Linked DNA regions of Homo sapiens: region 2 is linked to region 1. Evidence: chromatin loops called from intact Hi-C (ENCODE). Cell type or tissue: endothelial cell of umbilical vein. All regions are shown on one strand. Links, peaks and the distances in the headings refer to the core of each region. The heading gives the core; the rest is flanking DNA.

Evidence for each region. Hi-C counts contacts between places; a loop is a spot of excess contacts. Peaks named below come from ENCODE experiments on the same cell type or tissue, not always from the same donor. Only the 100,000 strongest peaks of a DNase experiment are listed, where the experiment ranks them.
Region 2: it touches region 1 in a loop (5-fold over the local background); 75 of 110 quality-filtered maps call a loop at or near these places.

The regions. Positions count from the first base shown.
Region 1 is chr14:90,517,289-90,520,197 of GRCh38, reverse strand. No RefSeq gene overlaps it. Among named protein-coding and RNA genes, the nearest start is that of LINC00642, 64 kb to the right of the region's middle. RefSeq lists enhancers at 807-1,541, 1,542-2,276. In endothelial cell of umbilical vein, for the core only: a CTCF peak has its summit at 1,103 (motif pointing right); a DNase peak (open chromatin) is centred at 1,107.
Region 2 is chr14:90,408,077-90,410,985 of GRCh38, reverse strand. CALM1 (calmodulin 1) reads right to left here. Exons shown (of 6, transcript NM_006888.6): 6 at 2,718-2,909. Among named protein-coding and RNA genes, the nearest start is that of CALM1, 13 kb to the right of the region's middle. In endothelial cell of umbilical vein, for the core only: no CTCF peak of the experiment used is centred there; a DNase peak (open chromatin) is centred at 1,515; H3K27ac peaks cover 2,323 bases.

The DNA of each region.
Region 1 (2,909 bases), core at 153-2,652:
ACACACTCCTGCACATATACACACTCACATACAGCCCTGCACACACAGGTTCTGTGTGAGGCCACATGGTTCAAGTCTCAGCATCACCACTTCTTGGCTCTAAATGTGGGCGTTTCACTTACGCTCTCTAAGCCTCAGTTTCCCCATCTGCCAGGTGGAGCCAATACTCTTGTCCTACCTCTGGGTGATTGCGAGGTTAGCAATGCCAGCTGCCAGCTTGGACCCATGTAAGTCATTGTCCTCCCCGTTTAGTTAAGGAAACTGCATCTCAGCAAGGTCGAGGGAGTGGCCCCAGTGCCTGGGCCAAGTAACAGGACAGGACTTGAATCACATTTTGAACCAGAGGTCACCTGCACATCACACATCCATATTCACCCATATGTGCCCACACGAGTTAGCAACTCGTGCACACTCATAGATGCACGTGATTGTAATAATAGCCTCCATTGATGCGCATTTACCATAGGCTGGGCATTGTGCCAAGTGCTTTACCCATGCTCACACAGCACCTCACACCTCAGTGCTGCCCCGATGTGTTTGGCTGCAAGTAACAGAATTCAACAAAACCACAAATACAGCCATTGTTACTTCACAAGGACCCTGGGCATAGGCAGTTTCCGGGTGGCTTGGCTGCTTGGTGAGGTCATCAAGGACCCAGGTTCTTTCCCTCTCTCTGCCCACCATCCTCTGTGTTAACTTGGTGCCACATAGTTGCAGGATGGCTGCTGCAGCACCGGCCACCACGTCTGCACTCCAGCATGAAAGAAAGTGAGGGTGGACCTAAGAGAACTCTCCTTTCACACCCTTCCCTTTTGTTAAGAAGCAAAAGCTCTCCCAGAAGCACCCCCACAAAAAACTTTCCCTTACACTTCATTGCCTGAAATTGCGTCAATGGCCCCTAGCTGCAAAGGAGGCTGGGAAAGAAAGGGCCTGGCACAGGGGTACAGGGCCATCATCACTGACTTATGCAATGAAGCAAGACTTGTCCCTGGGGCTGGGCATTCTGCCGCCTTGAACAAAATCAACGTTCTGTTGGCCAGGAAGAGGAGGTGAAGGTGGATGAAAATGTCTACTGCTTGTGCCCTTCAGCACCATCCTTCATCCCTCCTCCAGGGGGCAGTGTGGGACAGAAGACACAGAAGGCACAGGGGTGTGAACGCCTGGCGGGGGATGAGGGGACCCCAAATTCCAGTGCAAACCCAGCCAGCAACAGGCCTGCTGCAGACAGCTTCCTGGAACAAGGCACGTACCTGGTTGTGCCCACCCCAGGCACCAGAATCCAGGTCACAACGGCACGTGTCCCCGAACCCAGACATCTAGTGCTGTGGTTCTTAACCTTTGTTTCTTCCTGCCATGACACATGGATGGGATGGGTGCATGCCCATGGCCGTCCTACCCTTCACCAGCCCTCACCAAAACATATCTGCCTGCGAGTGCCTGATGACGCTGTCATGGGGTAGCCTGGAGTCCCCTCTAACGAAAGACAACAGGAAGTCAGTAGCTCACCTTCCCCAGGCATCACATGGAGCCAGCCGGGAGTCCCTAGTGCGGGGAATGACTGCCTCATGGAGCATTTGTGAAGATGGGTTGTTGAGAAGGGCTTGCTGTCATGTTCCTTCTGGAGTGACATTAATCCGGCCTGCCCTTCAGTCAACACAGCTTGAGGACCAGCCCTGGCTGAGTGCTGAGGGCGGGGCTTGGCTGTCCGGGACCAACCACGGGTCTTTTTTGGGAGATGCGTCCCTGTTTGGATTTTATCTGAAAGCCCTCTATCCAGGGTCCTGTTGACGCCATGTGTGCCCTGTGGGCCTTGGTCCGGGTCATGCATTCTGGGGACGCTCTCCTGAGCTGGAGCACTAGCCACTGTGCACATGATGTTTGGGGTCCCTGACCCTGCAAAAGCTCCAAGCTCCCTGGAGCACCCTTCCTGCCTGCCCAGCCAGCAGTTTCTAGTGGAAGTTTATTTCCTTCTGCGCGCTCTGCGGTGCTGGCCGCCGGCCTAACGAGCACGGCTTCTTGCTTTATGTTAGGCCCTGCAGATCTCCGGCAGAAGCTGTCTCTGTCCCAGGCACTGGCAGAGGGAGGGGATGGAATCCCTTCCAGATCAGAGTCAGAGATGGAAGCAGAAGCCCCTCCAGACAGCGCATGGCCCCAGGACACTTGCTGGGGGAGCCCCAACAAATCTCGTACTTGGGCAGTGCAGGACTCAGCACCCTTTGGACAGATCTCCCGCCCACTGTCTCCCTAAACACTGAGAACTGAACTTCTTATAAATGCTTTTGGGTGTTAAGAATGGGGCTTGGGAAGGCTGTGATCACACCACCGCACTCCAGCCTGGGTGACAGAGCAAGGCCCTGTCTCGAAGAAAAAAAAAAGAGTGTGGCAGTAGATCCTGGTGGCCCTTCCCTTTGAGAGAGCGGGTGGCAGGGAGTGGCTGGGTGTGAAGGGTGCATGTGCCGCGATTCAAGGAGAGGGAGTCCCCACAGGTCCCCACATGGCTGTGTCAGCAGCTTTGGCTTCCAGCAAGTGGCGGGAGGGGAGGGCGTGTTTGTCTGAAAAGGTTACTAAAGGTTGTTTCACTCAAAGGATTTGGTTCTTTGCAACCTGGCCGCTTGGATCCCAGAGTTGGGCGAGGTGGGAGACACAGTGGGGTTTTCAGCTCATCTCCGCTCTGGGCGGGCTGGGGGCAGGGGCAGGGACTGGGTGTCCTCTCTGGCTGCAGCTGCACTCCTTGCAAGAAGGGAGGGGGTTCTGGTGAGGGAGGGCCAGAGCCCAGGTGTTCACACCTGCGTATGCTGAGCCTGTGTGGGGTGCTGGGGACATGGAGACCCTGTCCCTGAGGAGTGTTCAGCCCTGGAGAGGGGCTGATGGCCATGCAGGTCACCATGGAGCTGAAGTTCTCAAATGGG
Region 2 (2,909 bases), core at 91-2,590, 110 kb after region 1:
AGAATGGTGTGAACCTGGGAGGCGGAGCTTGCAGTGAGTGGAGATCAGGCCACTGCACTCCAGCCTGAGCGACAGAGCAAGACTCCATCTCAAAAAAATAAAAATAAAAATGGGAATGGGCTGTTAATTAACTTCTTGTCATTGAAAGGGAGAAAGCCCAAGTTCTGCCTTGTGGAAACAGGATTAGATGTCCAGTGTTAGAAGTATTCCAAGTTTGAGAATCACCAGATATGGATACCTGCACTCAGAGGAAGTTTTACCTATATGACCTGTTCCTTTTAACTAAGATATGATTTTATAATTACTTTTTTACTTATTTTCCATTTTTAAAACAATCTATCTCAAATCTTGATTCTGATATGTCTATGCAGGAAAAAATCTATCTTTTGCTAAAAAATGCAGTAACTTAAAAAAAATCACAACTTGAAGGGTATACAAAGACTCAAAATGAAAAATCAGTTTAAAAGCAAACATGCTTACATACAGCCAGGATCTAAAGATCTTGTTGTAACAAAATGTTCAAATAATTATATTGCTAGAGGAAACTCTGGATTTTCCTTTTAGCCTTTGTAAAACTGAAAATAAAACTAAGATATGATATTGAAAAGACTATCTGGGGCTGGGTACAGTGACTCATGCCTATAATCCCAGCACTTTGGGAGGCCAAGGCGGACAGATGACCTGAGGTCAGGAGTTCAAAACCAGCCTCGCCAACATAGTGAAACTCCGTCTCTATTAAAAATACAAAAATTAGCCAGACGTGGTGGTGTGCGCCTGTAGTCCCAGCTACTCAGGAGGCTGAGGCAGGAGAATTGCTTGAACCCAGGAGGCGAAGGTTGCAGTGAGCCAAGATCACACCACTGCACTCCAGCCTGAGTGACAGAGCAAGACTCTGTCTCAAAAAAAAAAAAAAAAAAAAAAAAAAATTATCTGAGCCAAGGCACAGTGGCTCACACTTGTAATCCCAACACTTTGGGAGGCCAAGGTGGGAGGATTTGTTGAGCCCAGGAGTTTGAGACCAGCCTAAGCAACATGTGAAACCGCGTCTGCATAAAAAAATTTAAAAATTAGCTGAGCACAGCAGCACATCCCTGTAGTCCCAGCTACTGGGGGGGCTGAGGTGGGAGGATCATTTGAACCTGGGAGGTGGAGGCTGCAGTGAGCTGTGATTGTGCCACTGCACTCCAGCCTGAGTGAGAATGAGACCCCACCTCAAAAGAGAAAAAAAAAACCCCACAATCTGAATGTGTCAATTCACACTCATTCCTAAGGTTCCTGACACAAAGAACATAATTCTCATGAGGAAAACTGCCACTTGATTTAATCAGAGTTCAGGGGCTTTAATGGGAGTTCTGGTCCATGAGCTAACTCCTCCCACTCCTTGGCAGAGAGTTGAGGGCAGTGGGAGAGAAGCACCAAGCTATAAAAAGCTTTATGTTTTATTTCCTTCTAAGGCATCCTGAGTCATTGGGTGCTCCAGCCCCCCAGTGCCCGGGAAAGTTCAGCTTGAATCGGAAATGTGTGTGTGTTTTTCTAAACCGGAGCTGCTGAAAACCAGATGATGTCACTTGGACTGAATCCCTTACAGGCCCAGTGGTAGCCTCCTATTTCCGTCCTGGGAGAATGGAAGTCACTTAACAATCAGTTTCTCTGACCCAGGTTCCAATATTACATCACGTCTTAATAGCAAGCTTAACCTCCACTCCACCTCCAACATGAAGCTGGTGAGAATTTTTAAATCCCATTTGTCATCTCAAAGGACACAGCACTCCTACACAATTTTGCCTCCCATCCTTTAGGCTGCAATTTCATCTATCTAAACACAAAGTGATGCCAAACCAGGTCGGTCATAATCCTAGAAAGCCACAGGCAGAAGGTACCAAGTCCAATATGATCTTACCAAGGAGGATACCAAGGCCTGGGAAAGGTAAAGAACCTGCCTGAGGCTGGAGGGACAGAACCAAATCCAGAAGCCAGGTCTAAAGCCTCAGAGCAGAGGGCCGTCTCCACGGTGATGACCATGTCCTTATAGTCCCAGCTCCTATGTGCAGGAGGGGCTCTTTAAATGCTTTCTGGAGATGTGTCTCAAGCCTTCTGTCGAAAGCAGGGCCTTATCCCGCCCCGCTTTTCAGCCCTCTCACTCCTTCTGGGCAGAGTGGGAAACACACGAGGCAGCTGGAAAAGGCCTTTCTGGAAGCAAAGGGGGCAGAAGCAGGCAGCCTCTCCTGCTACATCTAAGAACCAGGGTCTGGGCCAGTGTTGACTAAGGGGAAGGCTTCAATGCCAAGGTCCTAAATTGTACTTGCATCCCACCCCACTTTCCTCAGCTGTCCCGCTCTTGACATGAACCAAGGTATCATCTTGGTTGTCATCTAAAATTCCCATCTTATTGAAAAAAATGTATTTCTTTATACAAGTCCTAAAGAGGCTTGGATTGGGGTTAAAAGGAAACTAATCCTTATGGTGTAAATTTTCCGCATAAAAAGCAAGCATGGACAAGTTAATAGGCTAAGAGAATAGGTTAAAATGTCAGCTATTAACACTCAAACTACTTAAAACTAGGGTAAGACGGTTGTGGGATGTGTCTACGGTTATTTCTGGCCCCTCACTCTCACAGTACTAGAGACCCAGTGAAATTACATCTGAGGGCAGGTCTATCTTGTTGAGAGCAAAAGGAATTGAAAGCTATGCAAGCTAGAAACCTACACAGTTCGCAGTTAGAGATGAAAGGCTGCAGAAATGTTTATTGAATACAGTGCCAGGTTTATAAATAAAACGTATTTACAATTTCCATAGAGTTGGTCCCCCATCAGAGAGGTGGTTAAATCTCCAAACAGTTTATCTCAAGATTTACAGAAACGTCCAAGTACATCTCCTTTTCAAATAGCCATGGTGAAGGGCAACTTCAG